Linked DNA regions of Mus musculus: region 2 is linked to region 1. A link is a loop called in an ENCODE intact Hi-C map of the cell type or tissue named here. Cell type or tissue: heart. All regions are shown on one strand. Each heading gives the region's core, and the rest is flanking DNA. Links, peaks and the distances in the headings are about the cores only.

Region 1 (8,112 bases), core at 2,283-4,782:
TGAAAACTGTAAAGGCTCTTATCAAAGGTTTTCTAATAATAGTGCCATATTTAAAAAATTGATTAAATATAGAGAGGGTGTTAGCATAACGCACGTGAAGGGAACATTTCCATTGTCTGTGTCATCAGTGTTTCTGGGCCATCGTCTCCCCAGAAACAGCTATGCCCTGACAATAGGAAAACAGAATTGTTTGTGTCTCTGCGGTGTTTTGTTTTGATTTCCTATTTTTCTTGTTTTCCTTTTGGCAAAGCGAGCCCTGTATGAAATCTTACCAGTTTTGCCACCAATGGTCATCTTTAAAGCATTCTGGCAAGTTCAGACTTAAGTCACCACAGGCATTTACAATTCACACCAGTGCAGCGAAGCTTGGTTACCTGAGGGCCCGCCAGATGTGTCATCCCCCAAGGGTACCAGCTGGTTACTGGTGTTCACAAATATTGGCCCAATGTAATGAAAAAAAAAATCAAACTCCCCACAAAGAACCGATAAGCTGATTTTTCTCATAAATGTTCAAGTTTATCAGGGTAGGACCAGGACTGAGAGAATGTGCAGCAGGTCCGTGGTACAGTTGGGATCAGAAGAGGAACACTGTCATGTGTGGCTCCATGGTAGGGTGGCTCAGATAATGGTAATATGGCCATCCCTTTGAAAATGCTGGAAAGGAGGATTCTGAATGCTCCCTGTGAATCAATTTTAAGTGTTCAACATGACAGATATGCGACATGCCCCTAGCTGATTATTACAGCATGTTTACATGTACTGAAAAGGCACACTGTCCCTTATGATTTATACACAGCTGTTCAGTGTCAATTAAAAGCTTAAAAATGTTAGCAACCAAGTTAAAGACTTTAAAATATAAATATATGCCTATGGCTTAGATTGGGCTGGTGGACTCCATGTCTGTGTGTGACGTTAGGCATAAAGGAATACCTGGAGTCTAAGTGACTAACCAGTTCAAGTGGCCTTCTCCCGTGCTTACTGTGGTTGCTTACATACATCCTGTCTAGGTTCAGAGCAGTACATTTGCAGTGGACACCCATGAGAAACAATCAGACAGGGAGGCTGGCATCTGAAGCTTGGGCAAGGTGGAGGGGAAATCCTGCCCATTATAGACAATCCCTTGTACCCCTTTCACTTCACAGGGAATGCCCAGAGCAAACCAGGAGGAGCACTGCATACTGCCTTACCTAGTTCTGCCATGGACACGGTTGGGGAAGTCTCTCCGTTGGTGAAGGAACAGTAGGGGAAGAAGCCAGATGCTGGTGTGTAGTCACATATGGGTTCGGGTTTGATCCCATTGATGTCCAATCCCGACTGGTCTGGGGAGGGCTGGATGTCCAGGTAGAAGCTGCTGACGGCTGAGTCGGCCTTGCTGCCCTCGGGGGTGTGCCCATCCATATAGGTGCTGAGGTCATCATGCAGTTCCGTCAGCCCATTGGCTGAGATGTTGTAGGTGGGCGTCAGCGGCTCCGCCTCCCCAGGCTGCTGCTGGTGGTCTCGCTGCTGCTGCTGCATCCGGTGCTTCTGCACCTCGGCGTACAAGCTGTCTCTCTGCTTCTTGGACATCCGACCAAACTTGACAGCTGGGAAGAGAGAAAGCAACGCACACCGTGAACCAGGCAGAGTTATCCTCTCTCAAGCTTTCAGGTTTCCAGAACATCTCAGAGCAAGTCGGCATAAAAGCAAGTCACCCACACGGCAAAAACAACTTCCTCAAGCTGCCCCCAACCCCCTTGCAAACACACCCTCCCAGGTGACAAGCTAGCCCAGGCAACCCTTCTTCCCTTGTTGGTCATGTGCCCTTAGGCTCATTAAGAATATAATGTTTTGATTTTTCTTTTTGAGACAGAGTCTTGCTAAGTAGCCCAGACTGGCCTTGAACTGGTGGCCACCTTACCTCAGCCTCCTGAGGATGACAGGCACGTTGCACCTAGCTCTGTGGTGTCATAATCTGGTCACTTTATATGACATGGCCTGGCCCAGACCCGCCCCCTTACTTTGTAGTGTTTGAGCCGCCAGGCAGAGATGCAAAGATTCATGGGATATACTGGGGCGGAAGCTTCATCTTTTACTAAGTATTCTTTCTATCCCATACATAAGAATCTGGGGCTTCACCGTGAAGCTGTCTATAGTTCCCAGAACTGTATGTCTATGAGAGCTGTGGGCAGGTGTGGCCTTGTCTGTATTTATTTTCTTTTTGGAGAAAATACATTTCACCATATTGCCCAGGTTGGTCCTGAAGTCCCAGGTACAAGCTGTCATCCTCGCCGCCTCTCAAGTAGCTGAGGCACAAACCGGGGCATCTTAGCTGGATCCATCGTTAAAGTGATACTTTGCTCTACAATCATTTAGCCTCAGGTAAAGAGAACATGGGAGGGCAAGGCCTGTAACGTCCCCTGGGGGAGGGTCTGTGTCTGTGGCACTTCTCAGGATCTGGCTGGGCAAGCATGGCAACAGCTTCCTGACTCACTGTCTCGGGTGTTTTTTTTTCCCTGAAACACTCATCCAGATATAGAAAACCTGTTTCCTCCCACCGACGGTGTCATCCCCCTGCCCTCTTGTCTAGGCACTCTACAGACAACGCTTTTTGCTGGAGGGATTTAGTTCTCCTAATTGATTATAGTTAAATTGATTCCTGATTGGGGGGACGACCTCATTTACTTCAGCCTTGTCAGAGTGACGGAGGGGCAGAAGGCAGGGGACATGGAAATGCAGTTGGGAACGAGAGCACTCCACTGACCAGCTGGTGGAGTCGTCTTGCCAGGGGAGGCTGTCTGCCCTTTCTACAGAGGGAACAAGCCAGGAGCTCAGCCATTCTGGGGCTTCCAGAGCTCAGAGAGGGTTGGGCAACAAATCACAACAACTTATGCTATCTTATGACATAGGTGTGTAAAGAGCCACCCTGAAGATACTTAATCTGGGGTGGGGCAGAGGCTATTTTAGAAACCCCATGAGGAAAGCTTCTACTCTAAAGCTACACTTTAACGTTTGTCTTAATAAAATGACGATTATATCCAGTGAGCAAGGGGAAAAAAGGACCAGCCCAAGGAAATGCATTTGTAACAGGCAGCTAGGAACCCTACCTGTCAGTTTGATGCTGAAGGCAGACAAAAGATGCAAAAAGGCTCTCAAGACATGTAGTGCGAGTGAACATGAGCTCGGGTGGCTCTGTTGGCCCTAAGAACAGCTGATGGTAGGAAGGGCAGACAGACACCCCACACCTCAGGAGATCTCTGGGGACGGTCAGTATACTCAGAAAAGTCCTTAAGCTGGACCCACTGCATTTCCTGCCAGTTTCCACGTGTGACTGTCTTGAATCCTGGTGTTATTCCGTGCACTTAAGAGTGGCTGCTTCAGGGAGGGATCTTGAGATGCTCTGTAACTGGAAAGTGGCCTATCCCTAGTTGTCATGCCTTCTCAATGAAGAATAACACCTATCACCCAGCCTCACTCACTATTTTCACACGTTTGGAAGGTGCAAAATTTGACTTTGGCAGGCATTTGACCCAGTTACCGTAAGAACTATTTCCTGCCAAATGCCAGTAGACTTACCAGCATTAGGCAAGTACCAATTTGTCCTGGCTTGGGTTTCCTGCATGAAAGCCCTCAGATGACACATACCTGTAGTTTCTGAAATGTTGACAACCTGAAGCTATTCTGAGTACAGGACACTTCGGTGTCTACCCTCACCGGCTAGTTGGCTGATTCCCATAGATCACGAATAAAGGAAGTGCTATGGATTGTAGGAAGCTGCCAGAGGGGCCCGGGAAAGGGTTGAGAGAGCCTCCCCTGACGGAGCAGCACCCATGTTGCATGCGCGTCTGCCCAGACCCATGCATTTGTCCCATGCCAGCTATGCGAGGCTCACCATCTCGAGACATCCCCACGGCCAGGCATTTCTGCAGCCGACAATGCTGGCAGCGGTTTCTGCTGGTCCGATCAATCAAACAGTTCTTCTGACGAGGACAGGAGTAGGTGGCATTGCTCTGCTGACTTCTCCTGAAAAAGCCCTGTGATTCAGTTATAAATACGGAACAGGTTAGTGTCAGTTCCAGCGGTGATACCCAAAGGCTGGGTACTAAGCGTCGAGTGCCGAATGGCATTAATATTTAATGGAGGGTTAAGCTTGGAGCAGAATCATCCAGGAGGCCATTAATGAAATTAAAGTCACTTTTTTTCCTTGAGTAAAATTAACCCCCAGAGCCTAATCCTCCATCCCTTACACATGCAAAACTTCCTTAAACTTCCACTCAATTGCCTGTGTAAAAGACACATGATCAGGGTGACCAAACAAAGCAGTGTGGGCTGCAGTGACCCCAAAGGATTTGCCTCTAACCTGTATCTCCAAAATACCTTTTCCTTTGGTGCACTTGTGGTGGTATACACAAGAGTATGTGCATGTGTGTTTGTGTGTGCACATGTATGTTCCTATGTGTGCTGCAGAGGCTAGAGGAGGAGCCTTGGTGTCACACTGCCTTATTTTGCTAAAATGGGGTCTCTTACTGTGCCTGGCAATAGGTTGCAAGTCCCAGTGAGCCTCCCATCTGTTTCCCACAGTGCTGGAGTGAGCAGGTGCCCATGTCATGCCTGTGTTTATGTGGATGCTGGGGATTCAAACTTAGGTTCTCATGTGTGTGCAGCAAGTGTTGTGTCCCATGATGTCATCTATATGTCTGGGCGTGCCGTGGTGTTTACCACTCAAGCCTCTGGCCGTTTGGCCATCTTTCACTCCCCGGGTCTGAACCTAACGGTGCAAACAGTTAGATGACACTTGGATTGGCTACTTTAAAGATCAGTTGCACTGCGAATTCCCAGTCCTCACCGGTTGGGAATCAGCAGTGTTTAGAAGAACGGCCTTTAGGCTTGGGTCCAGTGTAGTGATCAGCAGCTTCTCGTCTGTGTTGGGTGCTATGCTGGAGATGAGAGGGTGTGCAAAGGCACACGGGAGCTGCTGGCCTCGAGGTGTGTGCTTACGAACCTCCTGGTTTCCAGTCAGGGACTAGAAGGTGCAAGCCTTTCTTTAGTGATTTTTGTAGGAGAAACCCACAAGCTTCACACGGGTGCAATGTTTCTACGATGGCTGACTGGAAAATTGGTTCTAATCGCCATAGATTTCTCATGCAACACATGTGCTACTTAGAAGCATATTTTATAACTTCCAAAATGCGTGGCAGTGACAGGGCTGGGGATACCGTGTGTGTGTGTGTGTGTGTGTGTGTGTGTGTGTGTGTGTGTGTGTGTATTTCTTCTAGTGGTATCTAAGGAAATGTAGGGGGTTATGTGAAGCAGAGCCACAGAGGGTACAAGAGAGAGATGGTCATCTTCAGGGCTGTCTCTAATGATAAAGACAAATGTCTCCAACCAGGGGACATTAGGGAGTAAAGGAAGGATGCACAAGGAATGTTAAAATATCCACATGCTTCATCCAACACATTTGTCTAGAGGCAGCTTTGGCTGCTGTATCAGAGTTATTAAGGACAGAAATAAATGTGCTTGTCCTGTCAGCCAGGAATCTTTTCTAGAGAAGCAGTTCAAGATTCATCCAGAGGATGCTCTTTAGAGCACCAGATGCCCAAATGTGACTGACTTGAGCTCTAGTACACACTCTTACACTATGGAGTTGGGCGACCACTGAAAATCATGTTTCAGAAATACTGTTTGTATAAAAAAAAGTGATAAAATTGGCTCAAGATCTAAGACCAGTGCAATCTAGTCTGAGAGTGAGAGAGCACCCCATATTTGATGTAAAAGAAACTATGAAAAACTATGCCCCCCAAAGAGAAGAATTGCTGGTCTTGGCTGGTGGGGCCGTTTGTGACTCTAACTTTCTCCTTTTCTCTTTGCTTTCTTATTAGTTCTCTACAGGTCAGTGGATGGCACTCAAAATCTGCCATCAGTGTCCTCACCTGCTGCTTTGTGTGATGACTGGGGTCTGCATGGACCAAGCCAAGTAAGTTAAATGCATGTGAGCCAGGCTCTTCTAACCCACTTTGTAACGAGTTCGGTGTCTTTGAAAGCAGTCAAAATATTTAAAACTGTGTGTGTGTGGTGTTCCCTGGCAAAAAGGGAGTGTGAGAAGTTTTCTTAGAATTTACTAGAAGGAAGCCTAGAAAATATATTTTAAAGCACACCAAGAAGTCACCTGCATGGGTGGTCACTTTGGTCTTTGTCTTTTTATCGCTTTCTTGGGGTTCAGCCACTGTCTACACCCTCTGCGTTTCTTTCACAGGTATTTAAATTTTTAATTTTATTTATTTGTGTGAAGGGTAAAGGGACTGGAGTCTCTCGAGATGGGGTGGCTTGCTCAAAATGCCACCTCCAGCACTTCAGGAAGCCAGGACAGAGATTTCTCCAGAAATCTTTCCAGAACACCCTTGTCCCCTTTGTTTCCACTATAAGTAGCAGGACAGATTGACTCTGAAATTACCATTTCCTTTAGATTCATTCGTTCAGCTGGCCCAGGCTGCCACTGCACAAGCATCTTATCAACGCATGCTCTACTACTGCAGCGGAGGTGGGATGGGGGTCACAGGAGAAATCAGCCTCGGAGTCCAGCATCCCCCTTCCTTTCTGCCCTGAAGCATTATGTCCCCTTTGGTTCGCCTTACCTACCCCACCCACATCGAAATCTGGCTCATTCATGGAGTGAAAGGCAATGAAACTCAGGGCAAGGGCTCAGAGTCGCTCTCATTAGAGATGTCTGAGCGAATCGGGCTGTAAGCCTCAAGGAAAATTAATGCAGCATTCTGTGTGTCTAGGGTTGGAGGAGGGGCAGCAAGCCTGGAGCTTGTGACTAGCTTCCAAGCTGCCTGCCTAGCTATGGAGTTGGGAAGGATTTGGGAGAGCAAAACCCAGCAGACACACCCTCTTCACCTCACACTTAACCTTCAGTTGAGTCCATCAAGAACACGATGGCTCAGCAGCTTTGAGAGGGCAGAGCTGAGAACCAGGGCAAGGCCATTCTCTTGGACAAAGACGATACAGTCCCATCCTCAAGAAGAAATACCCCATTCACTACACGAGGGGTCCAGGGGAGCTTTCTAGGGAGAGACTGGGGAGGCTGCCCTGATTCAAACTGAACTGTGTATTTTCAGAGACACTGAGGACTCAAGATTAGGTTAGGCTGGCTGACCAGCAGGCCCAGGTATCTGTCTGTCCCCACCCACTAACTCCACAGCATGGGGACTATAAGGGCATGCACACCTGGCCTTTAACATGGGACTGAGCTCAGGTCCTCATGTTACATGGCAAATGCTTCACTGAGCTATCTCCTGAGCCCCTGGCCGCCTTGAAAAACCTCTGCCAGTATTCCTCAGAAAGCTTTCGGAGCAGTGTAAATGCTGAGGAAGTTTATACTGGTAAAACAAGTTAGAGCCCACAGGAGAATTAGAAGTGAGAAAGAAACCATGGAAAGCTCAGGGACGCTTCTGAGTGAGAATCAGGGGTTTGTCTGCTTGGAGCACGTTCTGAGACATGAGTTCTTGAGGGTGAGCAGTCTGTGGCAAAGCTCTGAGGGGAATGCATATCACAAAGCCAGCACTCAAGTCAAGGATTGGCAAGAAAGGCATTAACTACATCACTGTGCAATTTTGCTGGTACCAAAAGGTATGTCAAGACACTTGAAGTAGTTCCATTCTAGTCATGGTGGACTCCAGCAAAGAGTCACCATGATCTTCCTCGGGCAGGAGATTCTTGGATTGTGGCACACTACCACCACCTAGTGGCTTTATGCTGCCATGCAGCCCTTCAAAAATGTAACACCAATAGGTTCCCTTCAGTGCTGGAAGTGGAAAGATTACCAGGCCTATCTCCCTTAACAGGTGACATGATGGGATCACCCATGTAGGTTTTGACAATGCACCACAGGTCTTTTACCCTTAGAGATACAAGTCACGGGAGCTCACGAGCCTGAGCAACGTGAAATAGTTTCACCAACATGACTGTCTAAACATGAGCTGTACAAGGGCACCCATAAGACATTGGAGCTGAGATGAAAGGATGGACCATAGTGCTGGCTTTGTGATACGCATTCCCCTCAGAGCTTTGCCACAGGCTGCTCACCCTCAAGAACTCCTGTCTCAGAATCCTCTCTAGGATGTGCTCGAGACTGCC
Region 2 (8,112 bases), core at 3,255-5,754, 120 kb before region 1:
GGGGAAAAACAAGAAGGACCATCAGACCTAGCTCTTGGTGCATTCTAAAACTGGAGGCAGGGAAAACAAAAAACAAAAAAACAAGGACCATCAGTTTCCTCTCCACCCCGGGTGAGCCATAACCTCATTCCCAAATGAATACAGCATTTCACATGTTAATCTAGACAAGGCCAACGAAGAAAGAGATGGTCAGGGAAGGAAGTGGGTAAGCTCTGTCTCACCATTGTTAGCCAACCCTGGGTACGCTAGCCTGAGTGAGCATCTTACTGAATTCCCTGACCCATGTCCCAGAGAAGCTGAGCCCATTTAAGTCTCATCCGTCAAGCTGTGTATAATGGTGAGACTCATGGCAACTGAGAGTGCCGTGATGATGCAGTATGCAAATGAAGGGAAGAGCTATTGTAGTAAACAGTAGGCTGAGCCCAGAAGTGCTAGGACGGGGCCTGAGCTGAACCCTCAGGGACTGGCAGTTTGGTGGTGGCCAGGGGCACTCTGCATTCACAGGCAGAAGGGGAACAGGTCTACAGGTGAGTGGTACAACACCCAAGGTCATCACAGAGAAGAAGGAAAGAAACACAGTGATGAAGATGGGGGTTCCCAGGCCCAGGGTGAAGGTGGTGGAGCTTTCTGAAAGGGTATAGAAGCTATGGGTTTTGGTCAAAGAAGCAAGATACAAGTAGATTCTAAAAAAGACCCAGAGTCTGCAGTGCCTGGATGGGGAGCAAATGAAGACAGGAGAGTCACAGAGTTGTCACTGTCATGGAGATGCAAGTGGGCCAGGCTGCAACACACTCCTCAGTCACTTGCCACAGGGCTCCCTGAGAGAATTCCCTTCCCTTGAGAGACTGGTGTTTAGGTGCATGCCGGCCGGAACTAGAGATTCACGGGAGACATTCCTTACATCCACATTAATGTGGTAATGTTAGCAAAGTGCCTCAAAGACCCACACATATGCCAAAGGACTAGTGAGGCAAGGTTTGCATGTGCGCGCACACAAGCGAAAGGTGAAAGGAGTGAGGTCACTTTAATGCGTCCGCTGTGGCCACAAATAGAGGCAAAGTGACCTTCCTTTAGTCACTCGGTGCAGGTTAGCACAGAAATCCAGGCCAGAGCTTGGGAGCTGCCCACCCCTCCCCTGGCCCCGCGTCCAGTTGTCCACAGGGTTCTGCAGGATAAGAAATCCTATTAACAAATATGACAGTTCTGCAGAGACGGGAGTGCAGCGGAATTTCTGAGCAGGCACAAGGATTTAGTTAATTCCCTCCCCAGTATAGAAGGAGCTGAGCCTGCTGTGGAAGGAGGCAAGGGGAGGGAGGGAGGGAGGGAGACCAACCTTTGCAAGGGCGACCATCAGCTTTCGGAAGTCTCCAGATGTGTCAGAGATGATGTCCTTCTCCAGATCAGTCTTGTACACTGAGGAGACAACACATCTGGCTTGATGCCCCCCGCAGGCACACCCAAGCACCCAAGCACCCACTACAACGGGTCTGTCACCCACCAAGTTTCAAAACGCAGGCATTGTTGTTTAGTGTAGAAATAGCCTGAGTCCCCAACTGAGGATGGAGTTTCTAGAAGGGGGTCTACTCACAGGAGATCAAATCTAGGGTGACTGTCAGTCTAAGGGACAAACAAGCCTAAGTCAAACCCAGGGGTCCCCGGGTTCTCTTTAATCAGCGAACTTGTCTCTGACTAAAATATTGTTTCTCAAGCTGCTAAGATGGCTCAGTAGATAAAAGTGCTTACAGCCGCATCTGATGACCTGAGTTCCAGGCACCGGACCCCCTCACAGTAGAAGGATAGAATCCGCAGCCTTGAGGGTTGTCCTCTGACCTCCACGACTGTGCCTAATGTGCTAAGTGTGTGCTTGAAACCCCAGTGCTGTGGAGGCAGAAGCAAGGGCATCCCAGGACTCACTAGCCAGCCAGCCTCGACTAATTGGTATGCTCCAGGCTTAGCGAGAACATTGTCAAAATGCAGGTGGATGGCTCCCGAGAACACCACCTGAGGTTGACCCTTCTCTTCATACTCATGAACGCAAGCATGCACGGGAGCACGCATGCAAGAGTGCGCACGGGGATGCACAAACGCTCTGGGCTAAGAGGGTGGGTCTCAGAAGCAGGCTACTCACTTTCCTTGTACACTCTGTTGATCTCTTGCAGCTCCTGGTTGGTTCGTGAGCAGATGATCTCAATGAGGGAGTCCTCGTCAGTCCCCAGGCCCTGGGAAGCAAGACACCCAGACATCAGCAGCCTCCCTCACCTCAGCCTCCCTCGAGGCTGGCCTCCGTCAAGTAAAGAGCAAACAGATGGCTCCGTCAGGGTCGCCCCTCCTGAGCAGCCTGTGCTCTGCTCCTCAAACACTACATAAAGCTGCTTCTTTTCTTTTCTTCTTTTCTTTTCTTTTCTTTTCTTTTCTTCTCTTTTCTTCTCTTTTCTCTTCTTTTCTTTTCTTTTTCACATCACCAGATTCCAAGATGTTGTAAGCAGAACATCTATATTCTACTATGTTTTTGAAAAACGAATGAGAAGAGACAGCCTTGTAGTATCTATCCCTGAGCACCAGAGGAGGCCACGGGGTTCCGACTCGATATCTGTCTTTCTTAGTTCCTATCTCAACCACCCACCATTTTAATAAACAGGAAATAGTTGTCTTCATTGACCAAGAAGTGGTGTGGGGCCGCTGTCAGCAGCTGCCACAGATTAGAACATCTCCTTAGCGGAAAGGTGCTAGTTAGGATGAAAATTCGCCTCTCTTCTTTGAAACGCAAAAATGGCTTAGTGTTTAAAAAAAATGCATCCTGTTACTTCCATTTTTGCTTGATTACTCTGCACTTTTCGGGTATTTAGGAAGAAGGAATAACAAAAGTGCCAAATAAGCCTAGAGGCTAGCACTTTATTAGGAAATGAGAGTTTAATGAGTGGGATATTTGAATTTAATATATACACTTTTGAGCGTGCTAGGGAGCTTGAAAGGACTCAATGAAACGTGTATTTCAAAGCTGGCTTCCTGATCAAAGTCAAGACTTAATAACAAGGGTCTTCTAGTACATGTCTTTGCGAATATAGAGGTACCACTTTGAACTAAGTAGAATTACAACTGTATAAATGTAAATCAATTATAAGGTGTTAATACAATAAGAAAGGTACTTACCCACATGAAAAGTGTGTCAGCTATTAATTAAACTTATTAGAGAGTAGATGCCCCTTTAAAATGTGCCTTGTATAATCTAAGCTAAGCCCCGGGTTAATAGTTAATTTTGAATCTTAGTCTTAATCTAATCTTTGACTCTTCTCCCCAGGATTTTAATCATAGTTTTTTTCACAGGTTCCAGTGAAACCCCAAATCCTTCCCTTGTTAGCCAAAGGTCTACATAGCACTCTGAACCTCTCAAGGGGTGTGCTGAGATGGTCACGGAGCATCTCTGAGTATTTCCAGGGAGAGGCAGGCTTTTCAAAGATGACAGAAATAAAGTCTAACTCATGTGTCAGAAGAAATGCTGGGTCCTGACACCGAGGGAAAGTGAGCCGAGCACAGTATCTCGCCTTCCATCGCCCACACATCGGAGAAGTCTAATAGGGCTTTATCTCCACTTTCAAAGGTGACCTTGGCAATTTCTAAAACTTGGCCCAAGCTTTCCACAGCTTAAGAATAATTCTTATCACAGGGCCAACCTCTCCTGTGACATACGGCAAAACACTGCCACTGGTATTGCCCGATGTGAAAACAGATTTTTTTTGAAAGCATCATTTTTGCTAACGTCACTTGAAGATCTTCGGAAGAGTCACTCAACCATGATAGCTAATGGAAGAGCTGGCGTCTGGTCAAAGATGGTGCAGTTAAAGCGCCTTTCATTGGACCCAGTTACTTGGATTAGTGGAGTGACTGACAGCTCACACAGGTCTGCTTTAAGTCAATAATACCCGACCATAGATACCAGTGAAATCACATAAATCTCAACTAAGTGGATTCTTGACAAAAATAAGATGAACTGATCCAAGTGTTGATAGTTAAAGAAACCTGGGAAAAAATTGGCTTACACATGACCCCAATGGCCCAAAGGCTTGGCAATCTCAGGAATGCTACTATCATCAAAGCTGTTGTTGGCATGAAAGTACACTCTCCTTTTCTTCTTTCTTCTTCTTCTTCTTCTTCTTCTTCTTCTTCTTCTTCTCCTTCTCCTTCTCCTTCTCCTTCTCCTTCTCCTTCTCCTTCTCCTTCTCCTTCTCCTTCTTCTTCTTCTTCTCTCTCTCTCTCTCTCTCTCTCTCTCTCTCTCTAGACAAGGTCTCAGATATCCCACCCTGGCCTTAAACTTCCTTGAGCTTTTGATCCCCCTGCCTCCACTTCTGGAGTGCTAGGATTATTAGCCTGCACCCTGTGCCTGGTGTGTCACGGCACTGACTGGTACCTCCTCTGCAGTACAGCCTGCCTAGGATGCCACTTGAGCTATGCTGATGAACTAAAAAAGAGACAGAGAGAGATTTGACAAATCCTACAGTGGCTCTGGGCTATCAGTTCCAGGGTTCTGGTGGTACTCTATGTGTGAAGGGGCCTCATTCCTAGTGTGTTCTCCAGAAAGGATGACAACCCAACAGGGTGACATACAGCTTCCCCTCATTGAAGATGCCTTACCAAAAAGTACCAGCAGAGGGCAGCCTCAGATTATCCAACATGTCACAAGTACACAGAGAAGGGGCCCTGAGCTTTGCTGTGGCAGACATTTGTCTATCTCTTACATTTGAGTAATATTGGGTAGCTTAGGTGAGCACAAAATCCAAGGACGTTTCTAAACTAGAATTTACTAATTTAACCTCAATTCCCATGTTCAAAATAGCTTTGCAAAATCAAAACTTAGATAACAATATTATGTCCTGCAGAAACTTCCCATTGGATTCAGGTGCCAGTCCCACCCTGATATCGACCCTCACCTGCACTGCATTGCTGATTTTTGGACCAAATCCAAATTTTGGCCCAGCAACGGATTGGGGGGGGGCAGGGGGAAGCCAGAGGAAGCAGCATCCAGGAGGGCATGGGCAGAATCTGCAAGCTTTACTGAACAAAAGCTGTTTTTCTTTCTCCTTAATACCACACATATCCTCCTTAAAAAGGAAGTGTAATCAAGGAAGCAGTTTTCCCAAGAGGCATTCCAATCGCCCAGGTGCCGAGTCTCAGCAGCTGCTAACCATCACTAAGCTGCTAAGCATCAGGAAATTTCTTTGCCGTCGTTAAAAAAGAGAGAGATTGAAATATTTTTGGTTCAAATCCTGACAACTTATAGCATTGGGGGGAAATGACTTCAAATAAGACTCCAACACAACTGACAATCACCTAGTTACACTCAAAAGGCTGTAATTCACAGACGCTAATGGGCAGGTTGACGGATGACACCCCACACGTGTTTACCTTCATGGAAGCTTTTAGTTCCGAAGCATCATACTGGGCAGGTGTCTTCAATAGGCCCAAAATCACCGTCTCCAGGTGGCCAGATAAGGCTGACTTCAGCGCTGACGGGAGCTCCTGTAAAAGGGAGATGTCTCAGAGCTGCTTGGAACCAACGTCCACTCTGGAACCAGCGAGACAGAAATAAGATGGCTCTCTCTGAAAAGCAGGCTGTGTGTGAGTCTTTGACCACTCTGCCGTTTGGGGAGAACTTCCTCGTCCCCTACATCAGACCAGGAGGGCAGAAACCACATGGTAAGGGAATCCACTAACACCCAGGCTGATCACTAGGTAGCTGTAGCTGATAGCTCCTGAGAGGAGAGCTAAGAGTGGAGTCTCAGGGAGATTTCCAAGTCAAGCTGAAAAGAAGTGAGGTAGAAAGACCAGTGGAGTCCTGCAGGTCTATAGAGGTCCCAGGGAAGGCGTTTGTGATGCTGCTCTAGGGTGGGACCTTGTAGCCTGGAGCTAGCTGTGCTAGCGAGGCCGGGGGTGGGGGGGAGGGTGCTGAGCTTTCCCTATGTAAAACACCGCACCTCGCCCTGAGCCATCTCCCATCTCCTCCAGGTTGGGGCGGTGATGAATATGATGTGAACTCCAGCCCCTCAGAGTCCCTTTCAACTTCCTGTTGGACAGTGTCATCATCACGCCACTATCATCATGAACACACAATTTTAATAAAGTCGGAGGTCTGAGGCAGCACTCAGATATGTAGACAGATATCCTTAATTCAGGGTGGCTCTTAAAGATATTTCCTCGGCGACTGGATACTCACCAGCCATGGGAATGGACTAGGCCACAGCTGCACTGAACTGAACTGCATTTATTTTTATGTGGGGTGTGCGTGTTGCATGTGTGTGTGTGTGTGTGTGTGTGTAGGAGCATATGCGGGTTAAGGTCACAGAACAAGCTTAGTTGTCATTCCTCAGGTGCCCTCCACTTTCTGATTGAGATAAGGTCTCTTGTTGGCCTGGAACTTGGCCCTGTAGGCTGGCTGGCCAACAATTTCTGAGGCTCCACAAGCCTCTAAAGGTAACATACAGCAAGTGTCAAGAAAGTCAGACCTGGCATGGATGCGAACAAGCATTAGGCCCAGCCCATTCACCTCCTCCTTCTGGCTGCTGATGCCCTAACCATGCATGGGAGGTAGGAAGGTCTTTCTAAAACAACACATACCAATTATAACACCAGCTTTCCAAATTGGAACCCTGAGGTTAAGTGACTCCCAACTTGGTCTGTCCTTGACACTCCCCCTCCCGCCCCCACCCCCATCTCTGCTCTCACCTCAGGGGACATCTGGGGCACCTACTGGATTTTTCCACTTTGACTTGAATTGCTCAGAATGCCCAGTATAGGACTCAGCACAAATAAAAATCCCAGAAGGGATCAATAGAACAACAACTGTTCTCTGCATAGAGAAACCTTGTGTCTAGCACTAGTTTGAAGGGACAAAGCATAAAATGCAAACTTCCTCCCTGTGTCCCTCTTTTACTAGCTGTGACAGTATCTGCAGCAGCTCACCACCTGGGCAGGGTCCCTCTGTCCCTCTAGACCAGTGGTTCGCAACCTTCCTAGTGCTGCAACCCTTTAATAGGGTTCTTTGTCCTGGTCAGAAAGGCCACGGTGATCCCAGCCACAAAAGTATTTTTGTTGCTACTTCATAACTGTGTGTTTGCTGCTACTCTGAGTCATCAGGTAAACATCTGTTTTCCGGTGGTCTTAGGCGAGTCCTGTGAAAGGGTTGCTCAACCCCTGAAAGAGATCATGACCCACAGACTGTGAACCACTGCTGCAGACCAGTCTTGACAAACAGTGCACCTAAAACAATACTAGGACGTCCTTTTAGAAAATTACCTCAGGCAGTTGCGGCATCTTCCTGTGACAGATAATCACCCTGGACCATTAAGTATCATCAGGGCAGTGGGCTGTCCTTAGCACGCGCTAATGCCTGTGTGTTTGCTGACCCTTCTCATGATTCTAATAATGTGTTTACTCCAACAGGCTCTGCAGGATCTGCGTTCTCCAGCTACCTAACATGAAGCCAAGCTCAGTGTGCACACACAGTTCCAAGGCCACACTGAATGAGCAGTTATTTCCTTCAGTCCAGAATAGTGGATCTCCTGTTCCAACGGGAACTTGGCTCTTGCAGCTCTCAGATCCTTTGGGACAGCCAGAGACATAAAACACTCCCTTCTGAGCCTCACTGCAGAAGATTAACACACGTCATCCCGTGAAAGGAGAATTGTAATGCATGTGGGATGAAGGGAGCTAGCTGCTTTCCCATTTACGTCCTTTCCCAACTGCTTTGGAGCACGGAGGACAGAGCTTCAGCCAGGCTTGACCTGGAACTCCCAGGACCTGGTGGTCACGCCAACTCCAGGGACACACAGTTTCTCCTGGCATTCTTTCAGGTCAATGCTACTGTAGCGGGGAGTGAAAGCCTCAAGTCAGGCGGGAGCCGCATGAGGTCACCCTGATGGCACTGTCCGAATATAAGTCAAAAGCTTTTAATAGCAAAGCGTTAGAGATTAAGTAGCATATCCTTAAAGGTAAAATGTCCTAGTGCTGTGGGAAACTAAGGTGGACAAGACGGGGCCTGCTTTAGCCACGAGTGGACGAGCAAAGGGAAAACACACACAGAAAACTCCATAAACACTAGGAGCGAAGCCTATTGAAGA

The links. A loop is a pair of places that touch in the nucleus more often than their neighbours do. Peaks named below come from ENCODE experiments on the same cell type or tissue, not always from the same donor. Only the 100,000 strongest peaks of a DNase experiment are listed, where the experiment ranks them.
Region 2: a loop joins it to region 1, with 2.9 times the contacts of the local background. A loop is called at or near these places in 31 of 42 quality-filtered maps.

Annotation. Positions count from the first base shown.
Region 1 is chr9:69,357,637-69,365,748 of GRCm38, reverse strand. Rora (RAR-related orphan receptor alpha) reads right to left here. Exons shown (of 11, transcript NM_013646.2): 4 at 3,869-4,010; 5 at 1,188-1,583. Gm15511 (predicted gene 15511) reads left to right here and starts at 1,502. Exons shown (of 3, transcript NR_136934.1): 1 at 1,502-1,753; 2 at 5,856-5,950. In heart, for the core only: no CTCF peak of the experiment used is centred there; no DNase peak of the experiment used is centred there.
Region 2 is chr9:69,477,081-69,485,192 of GRCm38, reverse strand. It overlaps Anxa2 (annexin A2), which reads right to left. Exons shown (of 13, transcript NM_007585.3): 5 at 5,402-5,515; 6 at 2,129-2,219; 7 at 1,334-1,413. Among named protein-coding and RNA genes, the nearest start is that of Mir3109, 24 kb to the right of the region's middle. In heart, for the core only: a CTCF peak has its summit at 4,642 (motif pointing right); a DNase peak (open chromatin) is centred at 4,642; H3K27ac peaks cover 52 bases.